Regions from separate parts of the Homo sapiens genome. Here region 1 is linked to region 2. The links are chromatin loops, found by intact Hi-C in ENCODE. Cell type or tissue: natural killer cell. All regions are shown on one strand. Each heading gives the region's core, and the rest is flanking DNA. Links, peaks and the distances in the headings are about the cores only. Region 1 overlaps ZBTB20 (zinc finger and BTB domain containing 20). Region 2 overlaps ZBTB20 (zinc finger and BTB domain containing 20).

Evidence for each region. A loop is a pair of places that touch in the nucleus more often than their neighbours do. Peaks named below come from ENCODE experiments on the same cell type or tissue, not always from the same donor. Only the 100,000 strongest peaks of a DNase experiment are listed, where the experiment ranks them.
Region 1: it touches region 2 in a loop (2.4-fold over the local background); 2 of 110 quality-filtered maps call a loop at or near these places.

Annotation. Positions count from the first base shown.
Region 1 is chr3:114,854,102-114,870,672 of GRCh38, forward strand. All of the region lies in intron 4 of ZBTB20 (zinc finger and BTB domain containing 20), which reads right to left. Among named protein-coding and RNA genes, the nearest start is that of ZBTB20-AS3, 11 kb to the right of the region's middle. In natural killer cell, for the core only: no CTCF peak of the experiment used is centred there; no DNase peak of the experiment used is centred there; H3K4me3 peaks cover 876 bases; H3K27ac peaks cover 930 bases.
Region 2 is chr3:114,802,217-114,818,787 of GRCh38, forward strand. All of the region lies in intron 4 of ZBTB20 (zinc finger and BTB domain containing 20), which reads right to left. Among named protein-coding and RNA genes, the nearest start is that of ZBTB20-AS3, 63 kb to the right of the region's middle. RefSeq lists an enhancer at 7,675-7,854. In natural killer cell, for the core only: no CTCF peak of the experiment used is centred there; a DNase peak (open chromatin) is centred at 7,775; H3K27ac peaks cover 1,953 bases.

The sequences.
Region 1 (16,571 bases), core at 4,719-12,718, 52 kb after region 2:
AATAAAGTTTTGACACATCATTTAGCCCACCCAAGCCTCAGTTCTCCCATCTGTAAAACAGGAATAGCAATACTTCCTTTCTTGCAATATAAGTTTTCTGTGAGTGGAAAATGACATAATATGTGTCAAAATACTTTGTATACTAACAACTAGAAAATGATAAGAGCCTTAATAATAAAAGATAATCCAAATAAAATATTACACTACTATCAAAGATAATAGAGGCTAACAGGGAAGTTATATAAATACTTTCATGATTCTTTTGTGTGTTTTTTCCTAGTTGTTTAGCCAAGGTACTCACTTCTATTTCAGTTCTCATTGCCATCAGTGAGTCTGCCTCTAGAAAAAACACTTTCTGTTTTCCCGCCTCCTCTTCTCCAGTACATTTGTATAGTTTTTGTCTTTGTTTCTTTGGTATGTTTTCTGTGGCTTTAAATTGGCTGCAAAAGATTGCATAGGGTAATGAAAAGAGAAAGCAGCTTTGGAGTCAGACAGACCTGGTTTGAATCCTGACTGTGTTTTTGTGCTCATCACTTAACGTCCCTGAATCTGTTTCCTTATCCATAAAATGAATTTAATCACTGATACCCTGCAGGGCTATCTAATATGTGAAGTTCTTGGATTTCATCAAATCTCATTTGCCTTCTTAAAAGTATATTTTGCTTATTTCTGTGTTTTTAATTGAAGCTTTATGACATTTGACAATGGATACATTGCTGCACTCTGATCAGTAATTATTTTATTCAATGAATCATTTCACTTTTTTTCTAAATGTCACCAAAGACTCTAGCTTCCTTAAAATCTACTTTTTGTTAATTTCCTTGACTAATCTTATAGTTCCAATAGTTTCTCTGCTTCAATCAGCTTTCTTTTGTCTAAACTTCTTCTGTTTTCTCTTGTAAAATAATTTATCCTAATCTTAAATCTTTACGACAGAGACCATATCTTCTTTGGCCATAATGCATCGAATATTCTGTAAAAACCACATCACTATCAATCAATAATTATGTGTGTGTTATAAGTATGTAAATGTTATAGATCTCATAGAACTTATCCACTCTGCCTTAGCTTATTCCTAGAAGATCACAGATTACTATTATATAGCATTTGTATAACTCTTTATCATTTGTGAACCTTTCGTAATTATTTAATGGAGGTCTTCAAACTACTAGTATAGATTGATTTTGTTATTTCTATTGTTGGGAAGGGAAAACAAAGACAGAATGATGAAAACTTGTCAGATATATCCCATGTTACCAGGAAAAACAGGATTAGCACACAGTCTCTTATTCTCTGATCTGCTGATAGTCTGTTGAGCTAGTGTTTTCCTAGCATGAAAGGAAGAAACATCTATTCATTTCCAATTATTATTTTCTGGAAAAGGTATTATGGAGATGGTTCTCTTTATGTTCAAAATAAATAAAATGTCCGAGTGATTCCTGGAACTTGGGAGAAAGGGGAAGGTAAACCAAAAACTAGGGCCAGAGAGCAAGAAGGAGGTAAAGGAGATAAAATTCGTGGTGGGTGAATCCTCATCCGTCATTACATGACAGAAGTATTTAAAAAGGAAAGCTACTACCTCTCCTCATCTGAGGCTTCCTCCAGAACCCTGTAGGAGAGGAAGATACACTGCTGAGTCTTCATTTGGGGAGCAGCAGGAGAAGGCAGTGCCTCCTTAGCCAAATGAACCTTTCCTGACAGCTGTGGGGATATGTGTTTGTGCCACCAGGCCCCTTAGAAAATTATCCCTAAAATAACTAATGTTTAGTCAGTCAAAACAACAACAACAACAGAAAAATAGCAGCTTCAAAGCGAAAGTTATGTGGCGAGAGTAAATAACCCAAACTTAACGTGACCTTCCTAGCATTATTTTAGGGAGGCGTTAGGGTATAGAGAGTGAAAAACACCCTGAGGTGGGATTTACAAGTCTTAATTTCAGTTTCAGCAGTTTCACTTTCTGGCTGTGTGGTATTAGACAAGTGGCTTAACCTCTCTGGACCTCTCTGATCCTTCAGATTTAAAATGAGGGGGTTGATTACTAAGTGACGTCTAAGAGCCCTTCTAGAGATAAAAAATTCCCCAATCTATGATAATAATAATTAACATTTGATGGTCCTTTACCACCTACAAATGATTTCCACATACATTATCTAATTTGATCTTCATGCCAGTTCTGAGGTAGTATTATTATGATTATGCCCATTTTTGGAAGAGAGATTCAGAAACCACAAAATGGCAGAGTTGGCATTGAACAGATGTTCCCAAGAGGCAAATACCCCTTCAGTAAAAGAAGCAGCTGATGCTAACAAGGATAAATAAGAGCAGACAATTCAGCCTGTGAGCTCTTGTTTAGGGGTACAACAGAATTTCTGGAAGCTGCATTGGGGTAATGATAATCCACCATGTGGAATGTTATCTGATGATGTATTTATCAAAAAAAACTAATAAAAAGAAAATTAAAAAAAGATACAATAATTGTTACTGCACTACACCCTAATGAATTATTGTGTTCAAGGTTCTTACAAAAAAAAAGTAATATTATACTCGGCTTATGTTTTAATTGATTTATTAATATTTTATCACAGGAATGTAATTTAAGCTCCTCATGATTTAGATCTCATAAACCTTTAGCATTTTGCAAATTCAAATTCCAATTTAAAGCCAGGGCGAGCAATTAACTTTTCTATCATCTTGTCAGGGGAGAAGGTTCGTGTTTAATTTGAGACAAAGTGACAGAAATATATATACACTGTATGTATTACTCCAATTTAATTTATGAGTCAGCACCATCCACCTTCAAAATGTAGATTTAATAGAAGAGGAGGAAGAAAAGGCCGTGCTGTCATGATAGGGCTGTAATATCTGCCCTGAATTTCTTACATATTAAAAAAAAGTCACTGGTTTGTTGAGATACCAAGCTAGATTGATTGCAGGCCTATTTCCAGTTCTTTTGTTTCACATTCCACTTCCTGATTCTTTTCTCATACAGCACATAATCTCATGGATATCACAGGGAGTTCTTACCCCCACTTCTACCTCTACTCCTACCCCATCCTCCATTTTCATGCATAGCTGCTTCTACAGGTTTATCCTAAATCTTGACAAGTGAGATAAATGGTAAATATTGCTTTGAGATCACGTCTTCATCACCTTTCTCATCTTTCCAAAGCCACCTTCTAAGTGCTCTCTACCTAAAACAAACAAACATTAAAACTCCTCGCAATTTTATATTTTAATGTGCAGGGTGTATCTGGCACGGTAAAACACTGGCACTTTCCCGTGATCCTTTACAAAATATTTAAGGACAGGATATGAATAAATAAGCTAAAACCACAGAAGGTAGTCAGGTGAACTGTAGGGAAGTACTTCCCCTTGGTGGTTATTAAGCACTGGAACAGGGCTGCGGAGAGAGGTTAAGGAATTCTTACTAGCGCCGTTATCCTATAATTCACCAAAGGCACACAATGCTCTATGCTGATGAGATGAGTTACATGACATCTCCTCCCTGGTTCAATCAAAGGAAAGCAATTTACATCTCAAACCAGTTCTCTCATCAGTGGGACATAAAAACTGCAGAACAGAGATGCAGCAAATGTGCTTATTTATACAGAATCAACTCAGTTGCCACTGTTCTTTATTATTTTCCTTCTCTCCCACCTCCCCTGTATGGTGGCCATTTTGAATAGGATGCTTAAAATTCTAAAAGTGAGAAAAAGAACCAAGAACAATTCAGTAACAAAATTAACTAAAGATAACTTGTGCTTCTGACAATCAGTGTCCCTTGTGGTGCTAGGCCAATCCCTTTGTTCCACTTAAAAATAAAATCGGATTCCTCTTGCTGGCCACAGGAAAAGAATTAGAAGACGATTAATGGAAAATTCTGGAAGGTAGCCTTGTAAATGTTTATTCACTTTTCAGGCATACAATGTTGTGCTACATAAGTGAATACAGTGCATTTGTCAAAGAAAGGCCATGTTGAATTAGTGTGAGGTCTTCATTCATAAAACAAGCTTATTTTTACTAATAATCTCTATTAATCTCAGCTTAATTATATTAGGCATTTTTCACTTGCATACAACAGTAAAAATGGCCAAAACTGCATTTACTGCACCTGCTTAAACGCAGTTATATCCCTAAAAACGATTGCAGGGAACAAGCTCCCACAGACATGGCTTTTAGGCAGAATATGGGATTATGGCAGAGGGGTTTAAATACAGGAGGTAAAAATGGTAATCATATTCATCAACTACACAAAGAAGTAAAAACAAGAAGCTCTAGATAATTCTTTTTAGTGGACTCACTAAAATAACAATAACAGCTTGATGAAGAGAACATGATTGTCGAAAGCTTGTCCATTTTACATTTTCTCTTTACATAGTGCAATAAAAAGGAAGCACCTGCAGTTTCTACTTGTGCGTGTATTCGTGTGTGTGTGTGTGTGTGTGTGTGTGATGTTGAAAGAAATCATGGACATCATATTTGCTTTAGGAGCTACTAGTCTAATCTTAAGTGCACATTCCCTACCATAAAGTTGTATTTGAGCTCCGTGCAGTGCAGAAACATTCTTCAGCTTAGAAAGTGCAGTCTTTGCTTCACACCCTTTTCCTTCATTCAGACACATCAGCATCTTATCACTTTGGACATTAAAGTAAAAGAGACTTCTTTGTCATGAATATTTTTAGACAAATTACACCAAAATATCTTGTATTTTCCATTTTTTAGTGGAATCTACTTTACTGACATATACCAGCCCACCATAACATCACTGTTGTGATGTCCTACTACTTATCTAAAAAAAGTACTATTAACTACATATTGCAGGTATTTGAAGTATATAAGAAAACCATAAACTGAATTACATTGTATGGCTGGTATGATCTCACATGAAGTTTGAGCTATCATTATTAAAAACAGAAATTGCATTTAGTTAATGCATCTGACAGTAAGCCAGTCAACTTTCAAGGTTGTATGATGAGAAAAAAAATATTTTTTAAAAAAACAGAAAATGCCTGAAAAATTTCACAAGAGCATTTCACATGACAAGAGAATTCTTCCTCTCCCTTCTGCTGCCTGCCTGCCCACCTTTCTTCCTTCCTTCCTTCGTTCCTTCCTTTCCTCCTTCCTTCCTTCTTTCCTTCCTTTCTTCTTTCTTTTCCTCCTTCCTTCCATTCTTCCTTCCTTCCTTTCTTCCTTCCTTCTTTCCTTCCTTCCTTCTTGCCTTCCTTCCTTTCTTCTTTCCTTTTTCCTCTCTCCCTCTCTTCTCCTTCCTTTCTTCCTTCCTTCCTTCCTTCTTCCTTTTCTTTTCTCGTGCTTCTCTCCCTTAGTTTCTCTCTTCTTTCCTTCCTTCCTTCAATTTGGTGGAGGAGGTGCAAAAATTTGAGTAAGAAAATAATATTTTTGTTTCAGAATCCACATGCTTTTACTATTCATCATGCTAACTTAGGGGGAAATTTAGATAACTTCTTATGGCGTTTTTTTTTTTTTTTTTTGAGTTTATAGATATCTTTCAGGGGTCAAGCTATTTCCAAACATTCTTATAATGGCCTCCAATATTCCACACTGCAATATATAGCATGCTCTAAGCAAAGGCAGTCTTTTATAAAAGACTGCAATAGCTAGTGAAGAAATACTTTTTTTTGATTACTTTTATAAAGGCACAGAGCAAACGACAGTACAGTATGTACATAAATAAAGCAAAGGTTCAAACTGCACTTTTACAACTACAATGTCACTAATAGACCTCATCCCCTCTCTGCTATTCTATATATATAGGTTGAAATCTGAGGCTTAAAACAATGTTTGAACAACAAAACAGAATAAATGACTAACCCAATCTTTCAGGTTCCAAAAACAGTACTGGAGAGTTTTCTATTTTTATAGGTGTTTGTCACTATGGACATTCAATATCTATAATTCTGAAATTACAGCCGGGCGCGGTGGCTCACACCTGTAATCCTAGCACTTTGGGAGGCCAAGATGGGTGGATCACGACGTCAGGAGATCAAGACCATCCTGGCCAACAGGGTGAAACCCCATCTCTACTAAAATACAAAAAATTAGCCGGGCTTGTTGGCGTGTGACTGTAGTCCCAGCTACTCGGGAGGCTGAGGCAGGGGAATCGCTTGAAACCGGGAGGTGGAGGTTGCAGTGAGCCGAGATCGTGCCACTGCACTCCAGCCTGACAACAGAGCAAGACTCCGTCTCAAAAAAAAAAAAAATTCTGAAATTACAACAAAATTAGGATCTGAATATGTGTTTTACAAAATGATTTGCTATAGGCCTTCATGGGGGAGATGGCAATCCCTAGTATATCAAACACTGTGGCTTAATTTTTTTTAATCTTCACAAAACTCTTCAAGAATGGTTGTCATAATGTAAGAAGTGTCAGCATTACCAGAACAATCAGAGATTTCCATAGGCAGAATAACATTAGAGATTACGTCATTACAACAGATAGCCCTCATACTCAATGCATCTTACATGGTCAGTTAAACCAAAGGGTAGGAGGCACTATAGGATAATTGTGAGAAGAGTTGCTTTCTAAGTGGAAGAAAGGTGAAAATAAAGCACCTGCAGTGCTGTGCTTTCACTTTACTTCCTGCCCTCACAGTCATCCTGGAGATCTTACTGGTGTGCTTTAACTGTCTTGTGGCATTCTCTTTCAAAAGCATCTTCAGGGACTAAAGTTCAGGTTTTATCAGAATAGACATAGTCCTGTGCTACTTGACAGAAGGCATTTTACTCTTTTTTATGGTTTCACTAAAATCAAGAGTATCACAAAAACATCTTAAGATCTGAAACTGGGAATCGCCTCATAAGCATGTCTTCCAACCCTACAGGTTGTATAAGGCAAGTATGTGTAGATTGAATGGAACCCTCTATGTCTGGCTTTTCAGTATTGTAAAGACTTTCAAAGCTCATTAAGTACTTCTTTGCTGATACACACCAAGCTAAGTCCCACCTCAGGGCCTTTAGACCTTTTGTTACCCATGACTGGAATGCTCTTCCTCTAGGGTTTAGCATGCTTCTCTCTTTATTCTGGTTTCTCCTCAAATGTCACCTCTTCAGGAGACTTACACTGACCATCACATCTGAAATAGCTTGCCAACTTTACTCTACCTATCTCACTTTATTATTTTTCATAGTATTTATTTTTTTCCGGAAATTATGTACTGCTTATTATCTGTCTCCCCTAATAAAATTTAACTTCTTTGAACCAAATACTTTGTCTTATTCCTTAGTTTATTGCTAGTGTCCAGTACTGTGCCTAATATATGGTAGGTGCTCACTATATATTTGTCAAATAAATAATACTTAAAATTTAAAAATTTATTCTCCTTTAAGTTGTACAGTTTAAGCCTCACCTTATTTTCTGCTGATAAGAGAAGGTATCACCTACAATGACCCTTCACATTCTAGACAATTAACAAAGTCTATGTGGAAGAATAACTATTCCAGGAAGAATGTGTTCAGACCTGGTTTGAAATCACAGCCTGTTGCTGTGGGGCATTTATTACCCACCATTTAGCTAGATTACTGAATAGATGGAGTTAACCAAAATGCTGACAAGACACACACCACACACACACACACACACACAAACACACACACACACACACCCCCCAAAAACGAAACCTCAGCCCTCCAAAACTCTCCTTACTCTTGTAATTGGAGTGCATTGCCACTTTGCTCCAAGCCAAAGAACAGATAAGAAAGAGAAGCAAAAATCAGAAGAACTTTGGAAGCCATTTCACTAGAGCTGCCACCTGTCACTTACGTAAGAAGATGCAATCATCCATCTGTCCAAACTGGTGAATCATAAGGTCTTAAATACTATTTACTTTCCCCAAAATAGTGAATCCCTTGCAATTTTATATCACATAATAACAAAGGGACATGATTCTTATTTGTTTTTCCTTTAGATACACATAGAACATTTTCTTTAATGTGGCATACAACTTTAAAAATATAAACACCAATTCACTGAGGTATTTTTTTGGTAGAAAAAAGTGTCTATCATAATTTTAGTAGCAATAATAGTTCTGTACATTTCTTTTAGCAATTACAACCTCAGATTTCTAAGCACTGTGCAAACATTAATTTACTAAGTTCTGCTGTGTTCTCTTTGTGAATTAGAATATTATCATATCTTCATTATTTTTAGGTGAGAGTCACATGGCTATGACTTGCCAGGGCCACACGGTAAATAATTTTTTTTAAAGTGGTAAGATGCCTCTGTTTTGAAAGTGGATGCCCAGGGAAGATTAATAAAATAGGATAAGAACATACCTAAAATGGCATCTGTTTTTTTTTTTTTAACCTAGTGCTTCCATTCAAATTTTGTTTTGGGATATGAAGTCACCTGATAGCTCAGTTCAAAACTCGAATAAACATCCTTGAAAATAGTAGGGTTATTCTTTAAAAATAGTAGTTATCAATTATTGAGTGTGCACCTTGTGCCAGGCACAGTTCTAAGAGATCTAGTTCTAGGAGGGAAAGTGTACGAGTCCATGTGAACAAGGACTTGGTGTCTTATTCACTATTGTATGCTCCGAGCCTATAACATACCTGGATGGTAGTGAGGGTTCAGTTGGTATTTGTTGCAATAAGTGTATAAATAAGGGAAGCTTTCTTGGTTCCAGAAAACTAAACTGTCTGAATTTTGAAACACAACCTGTTTGTAAGTTGGGGGCATCATATTAAACATTTTCTTTTGGAAGCAGAGGAGAAGGGAAGAGATTTTATTTGACCCAATATATAACCAAATCTAGGATAATAGTGATCCTCTTTACAATAAAGTTCATTTATTCAACAATTATTTATTGAATACATACTATGTGCCAGGTATTGGAAGAGGTTCTAGGAATAAAGACAAGGTCCTTATTTCAGAACTTAAATTACTGTTTATGGGCATAAGAGGAAAATATCTTCATATACAATGCAATTATGAGGCAAGATTTTTCTATGAACCAGTGACTTCTGTTTGTTTTTACCATGTTACCCTCCTAATTTACTAAGGCTTCAATTACTTGGTTTTCTTCTGAGTAGCCAGGAGGACATTATAGCAAAAAGTAAGTATACTGATTAATTACAACATATATCCATAAAGTGGAGGGGATATCTGAAAATCACCTAGAGAATCTGACCAATATCTAAGAAATTAATTTAGGTCAAATGATTAGTTCTGAAATGTCTGAGTTATCTATATTAGTTATTCATATTGCCAGTTCTTAACTTGTTCTATACAAACACAATCTGAAGCTTCATCTGGGCTTCTTCAAATTGGAACCTAGTTACAACTCTTAATGGATAAGTTCAAGAATAATGCCACTACAATAAAAAAGAAATAAAGAAGGGCACAAAGTATTAGAAGATAAATTATCTAGAGATTAATAAAGTCTTTGGTAAGAGTTTGCAACTCTATCACATATGGGCTAATTGGAAATCACTGCTTCCAGGGCTAATGACCTCATTTGAGGTTACCCTGTGGGACAATAACATGGCCTACCTCTGTCCACTAAACAAATTCTGTCAAAACATAACTTACCAAAGTATAGCTTGTTGAGGGGTATACATATCTGAATTTATTTTACTCTGATAATCTGCCCGAGAGGTTCTGTTACTTGAAGGCAATATCACTTCCTTTGGGTTCACTTGTAGGACACAAAATGCAGCTTTTACAAGTATTTCTGCTTGTAAACTAATTCTTCAGCTATAGTATATAAACTTCACTCTATAAGAAAACCAAAGAGGCCAAGGGACATTAAGTTTGGTGTTTAATTGCTATCAGCAATTAAAAATTGCTAGCAGCCCACTTAACATTTTCTTCTTCCTCTAAAAATGAAACTGAAACGTATCTTTTAGCTGAGAGTTCTGTAATGCTGAGAAAACATCCTAAATACATCTTGGCAAAGGAAGAAAAGAAAAAAATGTGATATTGATGTATTTGCTTTCCTAGTATATTGAAATCAAGAACTAGATACAGGTGACAGATCTGCTTCCACCTGCTGGCTCAGTGAATTTGTAAAACTGAAATCTGTTATCTAAAAATCACTAGTACATTCAGAATTACTTAGCATTCCCTTTCTGTTTGTACATGTTCATGACAATGATAAAACAGCCCCAGGAATTCTGCTACCAATCTTCATATATATGTCCATTGACATTGTCTCCATCAAATTCAATCCAATAAAATTAAATGGAGTTAAATAAAGCAGTCTGCTTGAACCTCAGTATCTCTCATTTCTTATTGTATTGTACCTCTTATCATTTCTTATTTATTTAGCCAAGGTTAAAAAAAATGGTTTCCAGATTCAATTATAATTTCCCTCCTGGTCTCCTATTTCTTAAGTATTTTTTCCTTTTTATTTTCATATAATTACAAGGATTTTTTTTTTTGGCAATTGACATGAACAACATTATTCAAAGGAAAAAATACTTAAAGTAGCTACTATCTTATAGCAAAGAGGACATTTCCATCTATGTTTACCATAAAAATTTTCACTGGATTCCAACATTTTCATATAATACTATCTACAAATATTGCCTGCTTTGAGAAGACTCCAAATTTTAGGAGGTAGATGGGCGATAGGTAATGCATGGAGGAAGTTGGTAAAGAAGACAAATTTCTAACTATGACTTCCGGAGTTAAATTTTAAAAGAAATTGAGAAGTATACAAAAGTGTTAAGACTGAAATATATGCAATTGGCTTACAATTTCTCCAACCACTTGAGGCAAGAGGGTAACTCCAACTTTTGCCCCTTCATTGCCACACTTCTTCAATCTGCATATGGATTTTATGTTTCCCCTTTACGGCTGCCCTTAATATTAATTTTAACCTCAAATAAAATTTTTTTGGAAGGAAGAGTAATATACACATTATAATTTTCTCTGGAGTTTTCCTCCCATAAGCAACAGCCAGATGACAACCAACTTCTCATTAGTCTCTTGAAAAACGAATCAGAAATTTTCTTATGTCCTTCACACAGGATTGCCATCTATTATAAATAGTGCTGAAAGACCCCACACACAGCAAACTGAAGCATGTGGCATTTAATACATCACACAGAAGGATCAAGAATTGAGTCAACACTTCTAGGGCTTCTACCCCTCAACTATGCATTTCCATGGTACCCATTTCCATGGTTTTTAGACTTTTAAACAAACACATTTGTCTAAAAACAAATACATATGTAGGAAACATTTCTCCAGGGCTCTCGCCTTTTCAGCTGCTTTTGGTTGACAGATGAGAACCCACATACAGTATTCTGAAATTCTGCGTCTTCTTGTCTTAAGTACTAGAGAAAGAAATATTTGGTCCTAGGTGGCAGATCTTACTTATATCACTTCTATTAAACGGGCAAGATAGAGTCACAAAAAGAGGACTTATGATTTTCACCTTATAATGGATTCCTTCTTGGCTTCCTTCCACCTCCTATACATGGATTTGAACTTCATTTTGAAGACACTTACAATTATTCTGAATGAAAACTATCATTTTCATTCTCCCTCTCAAAAAAGTTTCTGAAGAAATTTGTTGCAAAGCCATGCTATCTGTAACATTACGAATATGTTAGCATATTTTTAGTGCTTCACTAGATTTCATAAATCTTACTTACCCATATCAATAACAACCAGTATAATTTGAAGGAAAAAGGAGAAATCTTGTGTCTTAAATTATATCATTTAAAATTCATGGATGAAGGTAGTATCCCTAGAAATGATCTGATTCTATGTGACTCCGGGAAAGATACTATTTCATTTCTGTTTTAGAGATTAAGAAACTAAAGTACAGATAAGTTAACTAACTTGCCTAAAGCCTTCTGGTGAATGAGATAGCCAAGATTTGAACCGTGGAGTCCAACGCCAGAGGCTTAACCATTACATTATTCTACTTCTGTGTTAAGATTAATAGAGAGGAATTAAATGCATAATTTTGGAGGCAAACAGCTTAAGTTCAAATCCCAATTTCACCAGTTACTAGCTACATGACCTTGGGCAAAGATCTTAACCACTATGAAACTTTATTTCCTCATGTATTTAAATAATAGCTGTTCTTCACTGAGTACTAAGCTATGTTCCAGTTATCGATGCTAAGTGTTTTACATGCATTATTCCATTTAATTATCATAATAACTCAACCAAGTATGTAGTGTTATCATCCCAGATTTAGAGATGAAGAAACTAAGGTTGAGTAATTTGCCTATTGTTATACAGTAAGGGGCGAAGACAGAATTCTAGTAAGGGCAATCTCACTCTAGACACCTTACTCTTAGTCATTAAATTTGGTGATAATAACCAATAGTGTCTACTTCATGGGGTTTGGGGTTGTGTTTTGGTCAGGATTAAATTAGGTAATGGAGGTGTAATGGCTAATTTTATAGGTCAACTTGACTGAGCCACAGGGTGCTCAGACATTTGGTCAAACATTATTTGGTGTACTTCAGTGAGAATGTTTCTGGATGAGATTAACATTTGAATCAGTAACTGAGTAAAGCAGATTGGCCTCCCTCATCTCCAAACAGTTGGAGGCTGGAACAGAACAAAAAGGCTGACTCTCTCACAGGTAATAGGGAATTTCTCCTGCTTGACAGCCTTTGAGCTGGAACATTCCTTTTTTTTTCCTGTCTTCAGACTCAAACTGGAAACATCAGCTCTCTGCAGGTCTCTGGCCTAAGGAAGTTCAGACTAGGACTATACCATTAGCTTTCCCAGGTCTCAAGCCTTTGGACTAATACGTTGGACTAACGCAATTGGCTCTCTGGGGTCTCTAGCTTTCTGACTATAGATCTTGGGACTTGTGAGCTTCCACAGTCATGTGAGTCAATTCCTTATAAAACATCTCTTCTATACAGGTATACATTTTATTAGTTCCAATTCTCTGGAAACATAGTACATAGTTTCTGACACCCAGAAATAGTTAATGAATGTTTCTTAAACTGCTTTCCCAAGAAAAGCCAACAGAAAAGGAATTATAGGATGAAAAAGCCCCCTTCAGTAAGAGCAAAGATAGGTCCAGATGAGGAGGATAATGTTCTGTGGGCACTCGGCTCTTAAGAGAGGAGCAGGGGTAGGGGCAAATTTTAAAACACGATCTGCAGCTAGGTCAGATGATAAGCTTGTTTATGAAATAAGAGATGGCAGGAAAACCAGGTTGATCCAGATATCAAGAAGAAAAGCCACTTTCATCTTCCACTACCCTAACTGGAAGGGAATCTTGGTTCCTTACCATGATAGCAAGCTGACTAGAAATATAGATGTGATCTTTCCCTTTGAAAAGTAACAGGTTACAGGGAAAGTGAAGGAATTTATAGAAAAGGTCAAGTTTGTTTAGTGCCTTACTGTGTACTACTTCAACCAATTCAGCTCTATCACCCAGGTTGGAGTGCACTGGCACAATCTCGTCTCATTGCAACCTCCACCTCCCAGATTCCAGCGATTCTCATGACTCAGCCTCCTGAGTAGCCAGGGTTACAGACGCACCCCACCACGCCCGGCTAACTTGGTATTTTCAGTAGAGATGGGATCTCACCATGTTGGCCAGGCTGGTCTCAAACTCCTGGCCTCAAGTGATCCACCTGCCTCCACCTCTCAAAGTGCTGAGATTACAGGAGTGAGCCACCGCACCTGCCCCAATCCAACTCTTACATACATACTTTGTTTCCAGCTATAAACCATAGGGGCATAAAAAGACTTCTCTATGGAACAGGTTAGGTCCCTGAAGTTTTCAGGTCTAAACATGCTGGAGATGGCAATTAAAGCTTTCTAATATATGCGAGTTACATTAATATCTTTGAAATACCCATTCAATTACCCCAGCTCAACACCTGTTAGACACCCTCTCTGTCAAATCTCTTCTGAATAACTTTGTTTAGTTAGATTTGGGGCCAGTATCGTAACTTCACGTAGTCTGTACAGGAAGAAAATAAGTAAGCTTTACTCTGGATCTCAGGGAACATGTGTTTCTCCCATCATCTAAGCTAAAAAACAAGGAAGCTGCAACAGCTGGGACAAGAAGGAAAAGCCAATTTGATTTTTAAAGAAAATAGAAAATAAAAGCAATTTGTCCAATTCCAATGTGTGGTATCTATGCTGATTTTTCTCAAGGAAAAGTGCTTATCATTGCCAAAATCCCCAAAGTAACCACAGCTGACAAACTTCTCAGCATCAGAGCACTTGGCAACTGACAATAAGACCTGCTCCTTCCCCAAGCGGATAAAAAGCCAGGAACTCCCCAAACAAAACCAACAGCTTTTCTGTACTCTTAGTCTGCCTTCATGTCTTTTGAGCACAGTATATTGTCCTGTGTAACTGGAGGTTCATGTAGCACACTGATTTTACCCAAAGCATCAAAACTAATATAATTAATTTATATAATCTTCTAGTTACACTGACTATAGAACTTACCTTCACTACCTACCCAAATGTCTGCTGCTGATATATACATATGATTGCACAAATTCTAAAGAGTACTCTCAATAAACAGAAATGTAAGTCTGCTAAAAATGCTTAAATATACAAAGAAATGCAAATATAAGCTCTCTACCATACATAGGATCTTTGTTTATACCAGTTGCACATGATCAATGGAAAAGGACATTCAAAACACTTTTGAATAAACAAATTATTATCTTGCATTAGCTTGTATCAATAGAATCCTTCCAAGTATTTTTTGTTCATAATAAAAATGTGTATAGGTTGGTTTGATTATTTTTTACTCTTATCATGGCAACTCAATATAACAATACTGTGCAGGTGGAAGAGGGAAGAGGGGAAAGGAGAGAAGCTGCAAATAACCAATTTAATTACCCTAACAGTCATTTTTTTTTGCAGGAAAAAGGTTCCATATGATAAGAATGTTTGTTCTGATCAAATATCTTTGCTCCATAAAGACCTTATGAATCTTCCTTCAATGTGAAGCTAAGCTATTTCTGAGGAGCTACTGGAACCTCCTCATTTTTTCTAGAGGTATCCATGTTCTAAAAATCTCAAATGATCTCAACTTAGGAGGTTACTGAAGCTACATAAATGTCAAAAGAAATGATAGATTTACACTTCTCCAATTTCTGCATTTGTTATGTAGCATAAATTCATGACAGAAAAAAAATGATCCTCAAAACTCCTTAGAAGCTCGCTCAAAATCTTGTTTTAAGTCTACTCAAACCAAACCAAGTTCTGCTAATGTAAACCCTTAAGATTTGTGGTAGTTTTTCATTCCCAATATTAAAATAGTCTTTTATTAATTCTCCATCACATCATATTTTCCCTTGACTACTAAATCAGGTCCACATTTGTTGCTTCTATGTTTTTGACATCATGGAAGAATCTGGAGCAGTGGTACATTTTGCTCTTCAGAGATATTTTATTGGTTTAAAATGTTTGATTACTAAGGGGTTTAATCTAGTAATACTAGATTAAGTACTGTCTACCATAGGAAAAAATTCATCAGACTTAAGGTGTTTCCTCTTAAGTGGAAGTAGAAAGCCAAATTTCAAAGCCTACCGTGTTAATAACAAATGCTTCCTTTTATATTTTCATCAAAAAACAAGCCTATTTCCTTATCTAAGTTCTGTGCAAGTCTTTCTGATTTTCTCACAATAAACTATATGTGTGAAATCCCATCAGTGTTATCACCAATATTTATTCCTGATGGCCACAGCTTTTCTAATCTTTGTGTAGCCATATGCTTAATGTTACATAACCCACTTGGAATTCCTTTCTTACAAACAAATAGCAAAAATGTAAGTTTATGAAGTATGCATTCCTTTTTTAATGCCAAAAATAAAAACAAAGGAAAATTTCTAAATTGGACATGTGATAATACATAAAATCTATCTGATAAAAAGTGTGTAATTACTGTCACAAAATCTTCACACAATCCTTGAAATCTCAGCAGTAGGGTGGCACCAAGTTCCCACACATCAATTAAAGCATGTACATATACGTCATTGGCAATAGGTCAGTCTCACAGAGAATAATCTCATGATGCCAAAGCTATCCTACCTGAACTTTAATTCCTGAATAACAATGTTGGCTAATAGTGTTTTACTGGATATTGTCTTACTTGCTAACATTTCTTATGGGGATCTTGATTAATTGGCTACCTAATCCCCAAAGATTATTCCAGAAAATAATAATGTCTGAAAAGTAGAGGTCTTTTCTTTCACCTATGCACAAATTTGTCATAGTTAATATGAAATTACTTTGTTCATCTGACCCCTATCAAGTAAAAACACATGAATTAAGATCAGCATGTAGGTGAAATGCACAAGAAATTAGGGCCATCTTGAGAGGACTGTCATCTAGTATGAATCACATACTGGTTGACCATTCTCCCTCCAATCCCATATTTTTATGGGGTTATACTTAATACGAAGAACAAGTGATTAATGGAGCATTAATCACAGAAGTCTACTGACTAAAAAGGACTGAAAATTCTGAGCCTTGCTTCAGTGGTGATGGTGGTGGGAATGTGGGAACAAAGTTGCTGCACAGGTAATCCCTAGTTTTGATCCAAAGAAATAGCAGCCAAGCAGAAACAGACAGACAGACACACGCACACACCCCTCAA
Region 2 (16,571 bases), core at 4,631-12,630:
AATGTCATATGTTTACATCCAATTTCACATTAGTGCAAGGTAATATTTTAATATTTCCCCATATGAGAGCATAATCACAAATCACCCCTTAAATTGTACTATTATTAGAAAGCATATGTAGTTCTTACTTGGGATTCCTGTTTTCTTTTTCTCTTGAAATGTATAGAGGAATATTTTGGGTAATTGGTCTATTTGATGTACATAGATTTTAAGCGTAAACATGCTCAGGTTCACAGTAAATTCACTCATGAATGAGATTAGATTTAAAAAAAATCACTGACATTGACTAACTAAACTTTTCCCCCTCCTCTCACATGCCTGAATTAGGCTAAAAATGAACCAGCGTAAAGGCAGAAATTATGGAGGCGTCACCAGGGACAACTGAATGAGAGGAGGGGAGTGCACATTATTTCCTTATAAGGCAGCAAAATATTCATAAAAGAAACTGACAAAAATAACTTGTGCTCAGAAATTATGAGATATAATATAAATATATTGAATAACAATAATCTCTGAAAAATGATTCAGAAATTTAAAACTGCCCACCTCTGGATAAATCTAATTCACCAACTGGCATTGTTCTACTCACCAACAAAATATGGTTAGCGAAACAAATTCATTCTCTAGTTTAGACGTGAAAAGGTGATAGAAACTAGGCTGAATATTTACATATAAACATATAACTAACAACTAGTAATTCAATTCATTCAGTCAGGTTTCCTTCTCCTCAATTTGCCAGATGTTGAATGAATTGAACTATCAGCTCAAAATAATTAAATCAATTATATGAATAGATGGTCAGTGTACCAATTTTCATTCCCCCCCCATGCCATTTCTCCTTCTCCTCTTTGATCTTTTTCTTCTATTTCTGCTTGTTTCTTCTCCACTTTCACTTTCTTTCTTATTCCTTTTTCCTTCTTTTTTTTTTTTCTCTTGGTGAGGGTAATGAGGCTCAAAAATAACATCTTGTATCCTGTTGAGGGAAACTTGGTCACAACTATCCTTCCAGATGACAAACTCATTCTTAAATGTCTGTTTCCCAATCCAAAGAAAACAGAGCAATTGAAAAAATAGAGACTCAACATCACTTACAACTACCAACACCAGCCCTCTTAATTCCCATGCTGTACTACTCATCACGAGGAGAACTGAAATTTATTTACATTATACCTAACCTCAAATAGGACCACAAATAAGACTAATAACAGGACCATTTTGTGGCACTCAGGCAAACGGCTGGGCAAAACAGATGGATCTTACTTTGCGCCAGGACTCAAAAAATATAGTCGCCAACTCACTGTTGGCGACTACATATCTTGGCCCAAAGATGGACCTGGAAGTAGGACCAGTTGTCTTTGATATGAATAGTGCTCCTCTTCTTATCTCCTCATGGAACAAATCAGTAACTCTGTCACTATATAGTGGGGTTATCAGGTAGAATTGCTTAAAAGACTGGTCATCAAGGATGTAAAATATTCTGAGGGAATGTCAGGTGAGATGAAGGAACAGAAAGTCAGGACAAATACCTTATTTTTGGCACTTTTGTCTATTTTCAACTTTCTGTTTTTTTTTTTTTTTTTAATTCAAATTCACTACTGTACACTGAACCCACCTTTAAAATAGATTTCAGAGTATGTGTCATCAATAAGAAAACTTGTTTCTCACATTTCAGGTTCCAAAATCTGTTAAAATTTTAAGTCACATAGATCAATCTCAGTCATTATTAAAATTGACCACCAGTGTCAGACTTCTTTAATTGGAAGAAAACTATGTAAGGCTTTATAGATTACAGTCAACATCCAATGATGCACTGAGCAACAGCTCCGTAATCAATGCAATATACAAAATCCGGAAGAATGCTTCTCTGGCAGAGACCCTTTAGCAAAAGAGTTGTACATTCTGCACTCCTTAAAGATTCTGAATGGCTTTCCAGAGAAGTAGCAAATGCATTATATTGCAGTAACCTATCTTGTAAGTCACAAGGCCACAAACAAAGCCTCTAGTCAATAAAAAAACAAAACAAAACAAAACCTGAAGGGGGGTGAGAACTACAGATCTTACCATTGACTACGAACAAAGGGCTGCTTCTGACCACATTCTACTTTCTAAAATCCTCACACAGAAGGAGTTTTAGATATCACCAGGTCACAGAACTTCAAGGAAAGAACAACAAAGCATTCCAGCTTAGGAGGTCTATGTTAATTCAGGCACTTCTCTTATTGCTCTTCCAACTATTCAGTACTGACTGTATCTTGCTCAGATTGCTTTTGAGAGTTCACTCATCTCTCTATAATTTATTTATTCAGACATTGTGCAGATTTGATTTTTAAGAGACAGCCCTGTTTGTGGTCAGCATAGAAGGCTAATTATAATACTTTAATTATTTATTTTAGTATTTTTTTCTTTCCACTATTTAAAAACTTTTTATTATAAAATATTTCAAATATATGAGAGAGGGCAGAATACAGAAAAATGAACTCTCCAGTACCCATCACCCATAGTCAATTGTTTTTCCAATTATACTTTCACCTACTTTTTCTTCCACCAGAGCATCTGAAAGACAATCCCAGATAGCTTATTATTTTATGCATGAATACTTTACTATGTGTTACTGAAAGATGACAATCATAACTAATATCATTCCACATCAAAAATAATAGTAATTCTTTAATGTCATTAAATATCCTGTCCATGTTAAATGATTGACTTTTAAATGGTCTTTTCTTTTTATAACTGGTTAGTTTGAATCAGGATCTAAATAAGATGTACACATTATATTCAAACGATAATTATCCTTTAATCTATAAATTCTCCATTTGCTTTTTAAAATTTTAACTTTGTATTTTGGAACAATTTTAGAATTATGGAAAAGTTGCAATGATAGTACAGAGAGTACCCATATTTCCTTCACTAGTTTTTCCTAATGTTACTATCTTACATAACCATGGTAAATTTGACAAAATTAAGAAATTAATATTGACACAATACTATTAACTAAACTACAGACTTTATTCAGATGTCACCAATTTTTCCATTAATATGTTTTTTCTGTTCCAAAAATCCAATCCAGGATACCATACTGCATTTTAATTGCCATGTCTCCTCAGTCTCTTCTGATCTGTGATAACTTCTTGGTCATTCCATGTTTTTCATGACTGATAATTGTGAAGACTAGTGGTCAGATATTTTGTGAAACCTTTTACAACTTTGATTTGTCCAATCCCGTAACTAGATTCGGATTATAGGTTTTAGAGAAGAATACAAAAGAGGTGATGTGCCCTTCTTATAACATCAAAGGTATATGATATCTCGGGGTATGTTAACCTTGGTCGCTTGCTTAGGAGAATGTCTGCCAGGTTTCTCTATACTTAGTTTTAATAAACATAACAGTTTATTGAGATATAACTTATATAACATACAATCCACTCTTGTTATGTGTATAACTCAATGACATTAAGTAAATTTAGAGTTGTATAACCATCACCTCAATTCATTTTTAGAATATTTTTGTCACCCTACAAAGATCCTTCATACCCTTAGGGAGTCAATCCCTAGACCCAGACAACAAATATTTTCTCTCTCTATAAATTTGCCCTTTTTGGATATTTTTATTAATGCAATCAAATAATATGTGATCTCTTTCATGTAGCTTTTTCACTTATCATAATTCATTTTTAAGATTCTTTTATGTTGTGGCATGTAGCAGTAGTCTATTCCCTTTTACTGATGAATACTATTCCACTGCATGGATATAACACCACATTTTATTTATCCATGCATCAGCCAATGGACATCTGAATTGTTTCCAGTTTTTTACTGTTACGAATAATGCTGCCATGAACATTCACATAAAATACGTCTCTGTGTGGACATATTTTTTTTCCTCTTAGATACCTCAAAGTGGTATTGCTGGATCATAAGGGTAAGTTTATTTTAACTTTTAAGAAACTTCCAAACCACTTTCCAAAGTGACTATACTCTTACATCTCCCCTGGTAATATAGGAGGCTTCTAATTTGTCTTTATCTTCCAACACTTGTTACTATCTGTCTTTATTACAGCCATTCTAGCGGGTGTGAAGTAGTCTTTTACGGTTTTAATTTACTTTTCCCTGGAAATAATAATGTTGACCATGTTTTCAAGTGCTTATTAGGCATGACTTCATCTTCTTTGGTGAATAACTTCGGTGAATTGTCAAATATTTTGCCCAGTTTTTAGCTGGGTTGCTTGTCTTTTTATTATTGAAGAATTCTTTATATATTATGCGTAAAAATTCTTATCAGATTATGATTTGCAAATCGCAATCTTGCAAATATTTTCGCCTGTCTTTGGTTTGTCATTTCATTTCTTTAATGGGTCTTTTGAAGTGCAAAAGTTTTAAATTTTGTTGACATCCTAATTACCAAGGATTTTATTGAATCAAGCTTTTGGTGTGATAGCTAAGAACTTTTTCTAACCCAAAGTCATGAAGATTTTCTCCTGTTTTCTTCTAGAAATTTTATAATTTTAGCTCTCACATTTAGGCCCATGATTAAATTTTTGTGCAGGATATGAAATAAGAACTAAAATATGTTTTTTACAGTCCTAGGTTCGTGAATATTCATTTATATCGCATATAATCCTAGCATCAATTACAGAGCACTGCTTATTGAAAAGACTATCCCTTCCCATGACAAATTGCCTTGGCACCTTTGTCAAATTTAATTGATCAAAAATATGATGAATTTTCTGAACTTTCAATTCCATTCCATTGATCTGTATGCCAATATCATACTCTATAAAGTAAGTTTTAAAACCAGAAATTGTACGTTATCTAATTTTGTTTTCCTTTTTCAAAAGTATTTTCACTATTTTGGATCTTTTGCATATTCGTGTAAATTTTAGGATTAGCTTGTCAATTTCTGTAAAAACGCCTTTATTCTTTTTGACAGGATTGTGAATTGAACTGTTTTCTTAATTTCATTGTTTGTTGCTAGTATACAGAAATATAATTGATTTCTGTACAATATCTCTTCTTATATTCAGTTAACTTGTTGAATTCCTTTATTAGTTCGTGTGTGTGGTGGGGGAGGTGTATGTACATTGCTTAGAATTTTCTATGTACAAGATTATATTGCCGGCAAATAAATAGTTTTACTTTTTAATTTCCAATCTGTATGCCACTGATTGTTTCTTTCTGCTGGTCTGTCTAACCCTTCTCTTTCCCTTCCCCTCCCCCTCCCCTGCAGCTGCTGCTGCTTCTTTTTTTTTTCCTCTAATTTGCTTCTCTCTCTCTTTCTTACATGTATTTATCATTCTGCACTGGATTGAATCTCCTGTACAATGTTGAACAGAAGACATAAGAACTGACAACCTTGCCTCTTTTCCGATCCTAGGAGTGTATCGGTCAGGTTTTCATCATTACATACATTATAAGTTCTTCATAGATGCCCTTTGTCAGGTTACAGAAGTTCTCTTCTATTCCTTTTGTTGAAAGATTATATCACAAATGGATACTGGATTTTCTCAAATGTTTCTGTACATCTATTGAAATGGTCATGTGTTTTCTCTTTTATTCTATTAATATGCTATATTGCATTAATTAATTATTGGATGTTAAGTGAAACTCACATTCCTGGGATAAATCCTCTGTGGTCAGCACTGTATAATGCTTTTCTACTTTGCCACATTTGGTTTGTGAATATTTTGTTGAGTTTTGGTGTCTATATTCATGAGGGAATCTGGTCTGCAGTTTTCTTTCATTGTGATGTCTTTGTCTGGCTTTGCTCTCAGTGTAATATTGTACAAATAATTGAAAGATGACCTTTCTTGCTCTATTTCTAGAAAAGTTTGTGAAATACTGGTATTGGATAGAATTCACCAGTGGAGTCATCTACATCTAGGATTTTCTCCTAACTATAAATTGTATAAATTGTATGTCTTTTTATTACGAGTCTGTTCATATTTTCTATTTCCTCTTGAGTCAGTTTTGGTAATTTGCGCATTTCTAAGATAGTCCATTTTATCCAGCTAATTGCTAACAATTGTCCAGTTGCTAACAATTGTCTAATTGTTAAGCAATGACAATTGAGGTCAACCAATGATCAGTCACAGGTTGTATTTCTAACTATCAAGCAATGAAAAGGATTATGAGGTTATAATATTTGTTCATAGTATAGTATGAGATCAGGAATGAGAGAGAAGGTATCACCACCAACCCCATAGAAATGAGAATGATTATGAGGTTATACTATTTGTTTATAATATAGTATTAACTATAACTATACCTCATAATCCTTTTCATTTCTGTGGGGTTGGTGGTGATACCTTCTCTCTGATTCCTCATTTTGGTAATCTGTCATCTTCTCTCCTTTTTCCTTGATCAGTCTAGCAAAAGAAAAACTAAGTTTTGGTTGATCTTTTCAAAAAACTAAGTTTTGGTTTCATTAATTTTCTCTATTATTTTCATTATCTATTTCATTGATTTCTGTTCTTATCTTTGTTATATCCTTCCTTCTGTTCAAACAGAATTTAGTTTTATGTTTATATCATGTCTATACTTACCTAAATAATGACGTGATGAGGTCCTTTTGTTTAGGTGAATTTTAGATACATTTTTATCATTTCATTTCCACTTAAAGGATTTCCTTCAGTATTTCTGGTAAGGCAGGTCTACTAGCAACAAATTGTCTCAGTCTTTGTTTATTTGGGATATCTTTATTTTATATTTATTTTTGAAGAACAATTTTGCTAAATATAAAATTCCTAAATGACATTTTCCCTTTTTTTCCTTCAGCACACTGAATACGTCATCCCTCTACCTCCTGGCTTTGTTTCTAATGAGAAGTAAGCTGTTAATCGTAGTGTTGTTTTCCTGTATGTAACAGTCTTTTTTTTCTTGTTACTGTCAAAATTTTCTCTTTTTCATTCAAAAGTTTGACTATAATGTGTCTATGTACAGATTTTTTTTGTGTTTATCCAACATGGAGTTTTTGTGCTTCTCAAATGTGTAGATTAATGTTATTCATCACATTTGGGAAGTTTTTGGCTATTATTTCTTCAAATATTTTTGAGCCCTTTCTTTCTTTCCTCCTCTTCTCTACCATTACACATATGTTAGTATGCTTGATGGTCTCTCACAGGTCTCCGAAGCTCTGCTCATTTTTTCATTGTTCTTTTCTCTTCAAATTAGACCATTTCTATTAATTGATCTTCAATCTCATTGTGTCTTTATTCTGCCATCTTAAATATTCTGTTGAGATTCTCTTGCAATTTTTTAATTTCCATTATAATATTTTTTAACTCCAGAATTTTTGTTCCTTTTAAAATAACACTTATGTTTATATTGATACTCTCTATTTAAAGGGTAATTATAGTAATACTTTAATTATTTAACATGATTTCCTATTATTTTGAACATATTTATAATAGTGCTTTCAACTCTTTGTTTGCTAAGTTTAACATCTGCTATCTCCACTTCAACCCAAATATAATTTCTTTTTTTTTCTTCAGACACTTTCTTTTAACCACTTCTTAAATTGGGTATGAGTCACACTCCTGTTTATTACATGTCTCATTTTTTTCTTGAAAATTGACATTTTATATAGCATATTACAGCAACTCTGGCTTCTGACTTTTCCCTGTTGAGGGTTGTTGCTGTTATTGCTGTGTTTGTTTATTTAGGACTTGCCTAACATAACTCTGTGCAGCCTCTCTTCCCCATGCTGTGCCGCTGCTGATGTTTCTGCTCAGTTTGTGTAATTTCCATTTTCGTTTTTGAGCTGGGACTTTCCCCTGTGTTAACACAGTTTAGTGGTCAGCCAACGATCAGTCACAGGTTGTACTTAAACACCTAGGGCCACTATGCTAACGCCTCTAATTGATATATACGTGTGTGTGGGTTGTAGAATGCACTCAAAGTTCAGGCAGTTTACAAGTGTTTTTTTGATTTTTACTTTCCATTTGTTCTCTCTTATCTTCTCTCTGTGTGTCCAAAGCCTTAGGTCTTCCCCAGAGTATGTGTGCAGCCTTTCAGACCTCTAGGAATATGTGGTAGCTTACCAAAGTTCACTATGATAGTATCCTTTTCCAATTCTCCCTGCTAAATTTCTGGCCAATCTGCCAGTTCTTTTCTACTCTGAATTGTAACTTCAGGCTACATATGATGTTTATTCTCCCTGCTTGTTTGCCCCTGAGATTGTCACTGTTTTGACCACACCTAAGGGCATGGGGTTTTTCTATGTTCTGCTCCATCAAATTATCGAATCACCCCCTTTCAGCAGTGAAGTTGTGGGTTTTCATGACTTGTCCTGCCCTGGCAGAACTACTGATACAATGGAACTGTGGGGACGGATAATAGGAGGAAGCACTCCCGGCTAAAACACTGTGGGCTCCTAACTGTGCTAGTTGTCCCAACATAACTTTTAATTTGGCCACTTTCACTCCCAAAAGTATCCAGCTTCTGTGATATGATTTATGACCTTTTAATCTATAGTGGGCATAAACGACTTATGCCATATGCCATTTCTTCAGCGAATGACCACTGCCTAATTCTTTTCTTAGTAATGCAGGAATCAGGGGCCTAGCTGCAGGTATCCATGCATGTGGGGTGGCGGGGGGGAAGTCTAACTGCCATTGAATGAACGTTTTCATAATGGTTACATGTGTATAGAAAATCTTCAACTGCCCCTCCTACTACATCTCTAGAAAGTTTAAAGGTTTGGGGGGGATTAAGAATTTCTAGGGAAGTGTATGGGATATAGGGATAAGGTTACCAAAATTCTCCCATGGGAGATAAATAGTTTTGCCTCACTCTATAGAGTTTGGAGAAACCACTCAGCGAGAAGGACTAGAATTACTTTGGTTAATAATGAGTTGCTATGAACTTTGGAGCTGGACTAACCTATTCTAAGCAATTGTAAAGAATATGTCATTTAGACTTAATCTTATACAAAACAATAATAGCTCAGAGATCTAAGCAGGTCCAAATACTTACTTGGATCAGGTTAGTATTTGCCAGCTTATTTTCTCACAGATTCCTGGGCTCACTCAGGTTATACTTCCTTGGGAACACACAAAGGGAATAAGCTCCTTTTGGAACTCAAATAACTTGTAAATCAGAAAGTTCCCATATGGATATAGAGAATAATATTTACTATATAATAATTTTTCCTTTACATGATGATCCACAATAAAGTTCCCTTGAGAATACACTTCCCTAGAGCATTTAAATTATGAACGGATTTACAAAATAACTCCTATCACATGAAAAGAGATAAACATATAGTATCTGCTTCTAGGAATTATCTAAACTCATTTTCCTTCAGAGACTTAAATAGATGAAAAAAATCAGCAAACTTTGTTTAGGAAAAATTCAGAATGTATAAAGCATTAATTGTGAATATCTTACTGATATCTTTGGATCAACATAATACTTCACTTTTACAACATGTTGAGGAAATCAAAGTATTCACCAAACTTCATCTCATTAAAGTGTCATAACCTTTAATCTAGGAACCCGTAATAGTAAAGATTACTGTTTCTGTCTGGAAAACAAGAAATCTAATCCATGAAACAAAATCCTGAAACATCACATACATTGCTTAAAGATGTAAGTCTGAGGATGGAGAATGTGATGGAACTCCGTCACCTTGTTGTATAAGTGTGTCCGGAATTGGTGGGTTCTTGGTCTCACTGACTTCAAGAATGAAGCCGCGGACCCTCCCGGTGAGTGTTACAGTTCTTAAAGGCGGCGTCTCCGCAGTTTGTTCCTTCTGATGTTCGGATGTGTTCGGAGTTTCTGCCTTCTGGTGGGTTTGTGGTCTCGCTGGCTCAGGAGTGAAGCTGCAGACCTTTGCGGTGAGTGTTACAGCTCATAAAGGCAGTGTGGACCCAAAGAGTGAGCAGTAGCAAGATTTATTGCAAAGAGTGAAAGAACAAAGCTTCCACAGTGTGGAAGTGGACCCCAGCCGGTTGCCACTGCTGGCTCCGGCAGCCTGCTTTCATTCTCTTATCTGGCGCCACCCACATCCTGCTGATTGGTAGAGCTGAGTGGTCTGTTTTGACAGGGTGCTGATTGGTGCGTTTACAATCCCTGAGCTAGACACAAAGGTTCTCCACATCCCCACCAGATTAGCTGGATACAGAGTGTCCACACAAAGGTTCTCCAAGTCCCCACCAGAGTAGCTAGATACAGAGTGTCGACTGGTGCATTCACAAACCCTGAGCTAGACACAGGGTGCTGATTGGTGTGTTTACAAACCTTGAGCTAGATACAGAGTGCCGATTGGTGTATTTACAATCCCTGAGCTAGACATAGTTTCTCCAAGTCCCCACCAGAGTAGCCAGATATAGAGTGTCGATTGGTGTACTTACAATCCCTTAGCTAGACATAAAGGCTCTCCACGTCCCCACCAGACTTAGGAGCCCAGCTGGCTTCACCCAGTGGATCCCGCACCCGGGCTGCAGGTGGAGCTGCCTGCCAGTCCGTCGCCGTGGGCCCGCACTCCTCAGCCCTTGGGTGGTCGATGGGACTGGGCGCCGTGGAGCAGAGGGCGGTGCTCCTAGGGGAGGCTCGGGCCGCACAGGAGCCCACGTAGGTCGGGGGAGGCTCAGGCATGGCGGGCTGCAGGTCCCGAGCCCTGCCCCGCGGGAAGGCAGCTAAGGCCCGGCGAGAAATTGAGCACAGCAGCTGCTGGCCCAGGTGCTAAGCCCCTCACTGCCCGGGGCCGGTGGGGCAGGCCGGCCGCTCCGAGTGCGGGGTCCGTCTAGCCCACGCCCACCCGGGACTCGCGCTTGCCCGCAAGCACCGCGCGCAGCCCCGGTTCCCGCCCGCACCTCTCCCTCCACACCTCCTCGCAAGCTGAGGGAGCCGGCTCCGGCCTTGGCCAGCCCAGAAAGGGGCTCTCACAGTGCAGCGGCGGGCCGAAGGGCTCCTAAAGTGCCGCCAAAGTGGGAGCCCAGGCAGAGGAGGCGCCCAGAGCAGCCAGGACTGTGAGGACTGCCAGCACGCTGTCACCTCTTATAAGGTTATCAATAGGGCAATATCCAGGCTACAATGAAAAAGAAACTTGAAGTCTCGAACACCTATTGTGTATACATTAGAGTGGATTCAAAATAAATATTTAAACAGATTTCTGTTCCTGTGGAATGGTATTTTTCCAGCAAACCTCTCCAGCGATTGTTTTTATTAGGCTTTGCAATTTCTATAAAAGGATATCAACCCTGTCCCAACTTCATTACTATTTCTGCTATTAATTAACAATAAAAAAAATAGGCTAGGCATGGTGGCTCACATCTGTAATCCTAGCATTTTGCAAGGCTGAGATGGGTAGATCACTTGAGTCCAGGAGTTTGAGACCAGCCTGGGCAACACAGAAAAATCCTGTCTGTACAGAAAATGCAAAAATTAGCTGCGCATGGTGGCGCATACCTGTAGTCCCAGCTACTTGGGAGGCTGAGGCAGGAGGATAGCTTGAGCCTGGGAGGCGGAGGTTGCAGTGAGTCAAGATGGCACCACTGCACTCCAGCCTGGGTGACAGAGTGAAACCCCATCTCAAATAATAACAATAACAAAAAATAGTTGTATTTCAAGTAATATAATCTAGATAATCTAATATAATATAATCTAGATAATCTAGAATTCACTGTCATTCAATGAATTATATCTGTGTGAAGTGTTCTCTATTTGGTCCAAATCTTTTAAAAATGGGAATACTAAAGTTCACAGTAATAAGATGTTGTCAGTCTACATTGAGGACTACAAAGAAGCATTTCTATAAAATATCCTTTGTTGCTAATGAAAGTTAATATTTATCTTGATATTTACATTATAATACAGTGATCCCTATACATACTGAAGAGCATCCTAGAAAATTGATTTTTCTTAGTATAAGCATTGTATTTCTTTAAAATATATAATCAGAGCCCAATCTGTAAATGTAGGTAAGATCCTTTATAGGATGCTTTTTAAATGTAGGTCAAATTCTTGCCTCCTTCTCATGTTTTTCCACTGTTTACCCATTTTATTTTTTATTTACTTAATTTATATTATATATTTCACTTACTGTCATTTATATTTATATAAATATATTTATACATAAATATATTTATATTGTACATGTATGTATCATTTAAGCTATCTCAATTTCTTTTTGTAACAAAGAGATATCTATCTGTCTCTACTGTATATTTGTCTATCTACCCTTCCATGTAACAATTCATCTAAATTTACTATATGATACCCCAACATTTCAGATGCAATCTGAAAATAGCAACCTTAGATCCTCTATAAACTCATCTATGTTTTTGTGGTGACTTTAGTTTTCTTCTACCTTCGAAGCTATTCAAATCAGAATAGCCTCAAATCTGCCTTAAACTTGTCTGAGACAAAGTAACATATTTGTATCATCAGAGCTCAGTATTAACTTAAAGCTTAACTAACCACCTCTTTGCTAAGTCACCTGAAGATGATTCTTGCCTTTCTGTGCACGAATAAAATAATTTGGGACCTATGGAACAACACCAACCATTTTCAAATAACTAATAAGGCATATAACATAGAGCAGACACAACTGATTATATAGTTTGTACCCTGTCCAAGGCACCTAGTCCAGGAGTGTGTTTCACTCAATAACCCACGTTCCCTAGCCCAAGCTGCATCTGCTTGAGCAAAGGGTTTCTTTTAATAATTTGCACAAAGGTGTCCGAACAGGCAGCTTTTTTCTAAGTTGTATTGAAACTCCATATGAGATAAGAAAGGCCCTCTATAACATGTTTCTATAGTACTTCTAACAGAATATAATTAATTGTATTAATATTAGCTGGCTCTCTAGCTGTTACATGTAACATAAATATTCAGGTAACTTCCTAGTAATGACTAACCTCATGAGCTTAGGTCTCCATGACTTGCACTAAAGAATGCTTTAAAAATAGAATGTTAACAAGTTCGGAGACATGGATTATTTGTACAATAAAATACTTTTCTTTTAAATTTAGCTTCTGGCTCCCATTCCTTCAGGCAGATTTTATATATTAGTAGTTAAGTCTTAATGAATTATCTACAGGTAGGCTATACATAACACATTTTTACATTAACTTTTCGTGACTATGACATGAATACATGCCCATTGCAAAAACAAAATAAAACAGTACACTGAAAATATAGAAAATATGAGGAAAGATTACGAGCATCAATAGTCTGATGACACAGAGACAATAAACCACTACTGGACCTTCAGGATTTCATTCCAACGTGACACATTTTAATCCCAATTTGGCTTACCCATTTTCCCCTGCACACAACGAGTAGCCTCCTATTTTTACTATTTGGTATTGTGCTTAAGCAACGGAAATATTTCAAGTATTTCTATAGCAATTGTTTTCTATAAAATTAATTTAGTAATTGATCAAGTACTATCATATTTAATAGCCCTGCAATTGATCATTATTCATGATACTACTCATTGTTATTGCTTATTACTTCATGAATTTGGTTTTATTCAATCATGTCATATGGAGATTTTATACACACACACAAAACACGCACACGCACACACGACCGGCTACTACATAAATATTAAACCATTTCTCCGAAATAATATGGAGGTTAGAAGTAGCTTCTAGATGAACAAAATGAAATGGCAAATTTGATGCTTAAAAGTCAAAAATTTCATATCAATGCCAAAGATACATTATTTTAGATAACACTCTTTTTCTTTATTTTTATTTTTACTATCTTTGCTACAACACTACAACATTAATATGAAGAACTGAGAGTCAGCTACGCCTATAAAGGTAAAGTGCCATAAAAGCCCCAATGCATCTCTCTCAAGAGTCTAATCTTATTCTATCTGAGGAGCTATCCTCTTTCTGTGAACTCTGTCATGTAGAATTACATCATCTCCCATGGCTCAGATTATCTCCAATTTATAAAATGCTTTAACAAAAACTGTTACAAAGTGGGCTCTGTTATATATTCATATAACTTCCTCTTCACTTTGGTTAATACGGAAATACACAATACATCAATATGTTTCATTAAAACGATTGTTTTGATATAGTAATAAGCTGGGCAAATAGAGGAAGTATGCTGGGTGCAATTTATTTACATTTTAATAAGACCTCAAACAAATGATACCACACAGGAAGCTCAGAATTAGGTTAAGGAGAAATGGTGGCTAAAAAATGCCTTGAAGTTTGGAAGCTGTAAGTATTATCTAATCAATAGTATTACTTTTGAATTAAGATAGAATAACCATTCCACAGGGACAGGTATTGTGGTCTGTGACAAACATTATTCAATGCAGACATTAAAAATTTAGGGGAGATAGAAATTTTCAAAATTTGATAAAATTTTAAGACTAAACCTTAGAATATATGCCAAATGCTAAAGTTTAAAATGAATGGGCCTATGAAATAAAAATCTCATGAAAGCCCAAAGTATGGGAGTTTTCTTCCTTAATATACCAAAGCTTACTGCTAAAATCCCCATTTAATAGAGATGATAACTTCGCCATTCACATTTTGGGTTTCTCCTACTATGCATGTTAACTCTTTGTGAATAGTTCTAAAAATCAAGACAAGTATGTACTTTAATCAAATAGGAGATTCAGAAAGCAATGATTTCAGTCTACAATTATAGTAGCCTGCACTATTCCTATTTCCAAACTCTGAGCAGGTTCACCTTTGTTTGAGACAAATTATCACTGATAATATCTTACAGATTAATGTGCATGACATTTGTCTATCCAGTGTAGTTTCCAAGACAATAAAAAAAATTGCAGAAGTAAATATATTATTTAAGCTGCAAGTGAAGAAACAATTATAAAAGTACAATAATGATAGGAAAAGCATGAAGAGGACAGGGTGAGGTAAATATACAAAAGGAATCTTGTAAGAACTGACACATTTGCTAAAAGAACAAGAATATGACTCCGTGTGTGTGTGTATAAATCTCTCTCTATATTAAGTCTATATGAAATATATTTATACAACTTATACACACACACACACACACACACACACACACACACACACATAATAAATTGGGCGTGGTGGCTTACGCCTGTAATCCCAGCACTTTGGGAGGCTGAGGTGGGTGGATCACCTGAGGTCAGGAGTTTAAGACCAGCCTGACCAACATGGAGAAACCCCGTCTCTACTAAAAATACAAAATTAGCCAGGCATGGTGGCACATGCCTGTAATCCGAGCTACTCAGGAAGCTGAGGCAGGAGAATCACTTGAACCTGGGAGGCGGAGGTTGCGGTGAGCTGAGATCACACTATTGCACTATAGCCTGGGCAAAAAGAGAGAAACTCTGTCTCAAAAATAAATAAATAAATAAATAAATAAATAAATAAATAAATAAATATCTCTCTATATATACACACATGCAGAGGCATACATATATGCCTCTATAAAAATAAATATTTCATTAGGAGTTTTGCAATTTCCTTATTTGTATCTATCCATGAACTAGAAAGTAAGTTCCTTGAAAGTATGACTTATGTTTTCTGTGTTGTAATTCATAATAACTAGCATGATACTGAGCAGAAAATTGGTTCTCAATAAATATTTGTGTGAAATACAAAAAATCTAATTTCATTCATGCACACTATGTAAAAGAACAAAATTAAAGAATTCCCAAAAATAAGACAAATGATACCATTACATGGGGAAAGCAAGTTAGATTATGCTACACTACACTAAGCCAATAAAATTAATACCAAAAAAACCCTTCAAGTGAAAATAAATCTATGTAAATACATGCTGAAATCCTCAGATGATTCAGACTCCAGAGAAATGAAACCCCAATGACAGCATCATGAAAATGAGTTGCCCCAATATCACATATCGTTTTTGTCATACTCTACAAGAAGTGGTCAGGTGTGATTAGAAATTCCAATTTCCTAATCTTACAGAATATAAACAATCTATATTACATAAGTCTATGAATTTTCTGAGGCATTATAAACTTTTATGGACATTTTTTATTAGAATCTGAACACAATGGTGTTTCAATATAAAAACTCATAATTTCAATTGTGAATCACCATTTTACATTTAAACAATTTTAAAAATTCACATTGTGACATGTTATACCATTAGGTTATTAAAAAAACTCTGAAAGTTTTCTTAATAAGATCATAAAGTTTTTTCTAGTTATGCAAGAGCAATTTGATAGTGGAAAATCAATTATGCTAAGTCCTTTGCTGAACTGTCACATTTCAAATTATCCTATAATGTTTTAAAGGGAAAGGGCTATGCATCTTAATCCCAATGTCTAGTGAACAATTTCTGGCATATAGTAAGTGCTAAATAAAATGTATGATGAATTAATTTGAGTTGAAAAATACATCTCAAGAAAAGTCTATGTCCATGAGTTACAATTGGACAATATTTACCAGAAAAAAAAGATTAATAAAAGTCAACGTCCATTCCTAATAATCAAATAAGGATTCAGAAAATAGTATGTTAATCCACTTTACCAATATATCAAATAATATCTGTCTTAAATCAACAACCAATATCTGCCTTAAATATGAAAAAAAACTAGAGATAATACCACATAATAAAAAACAAGAAATATGCCC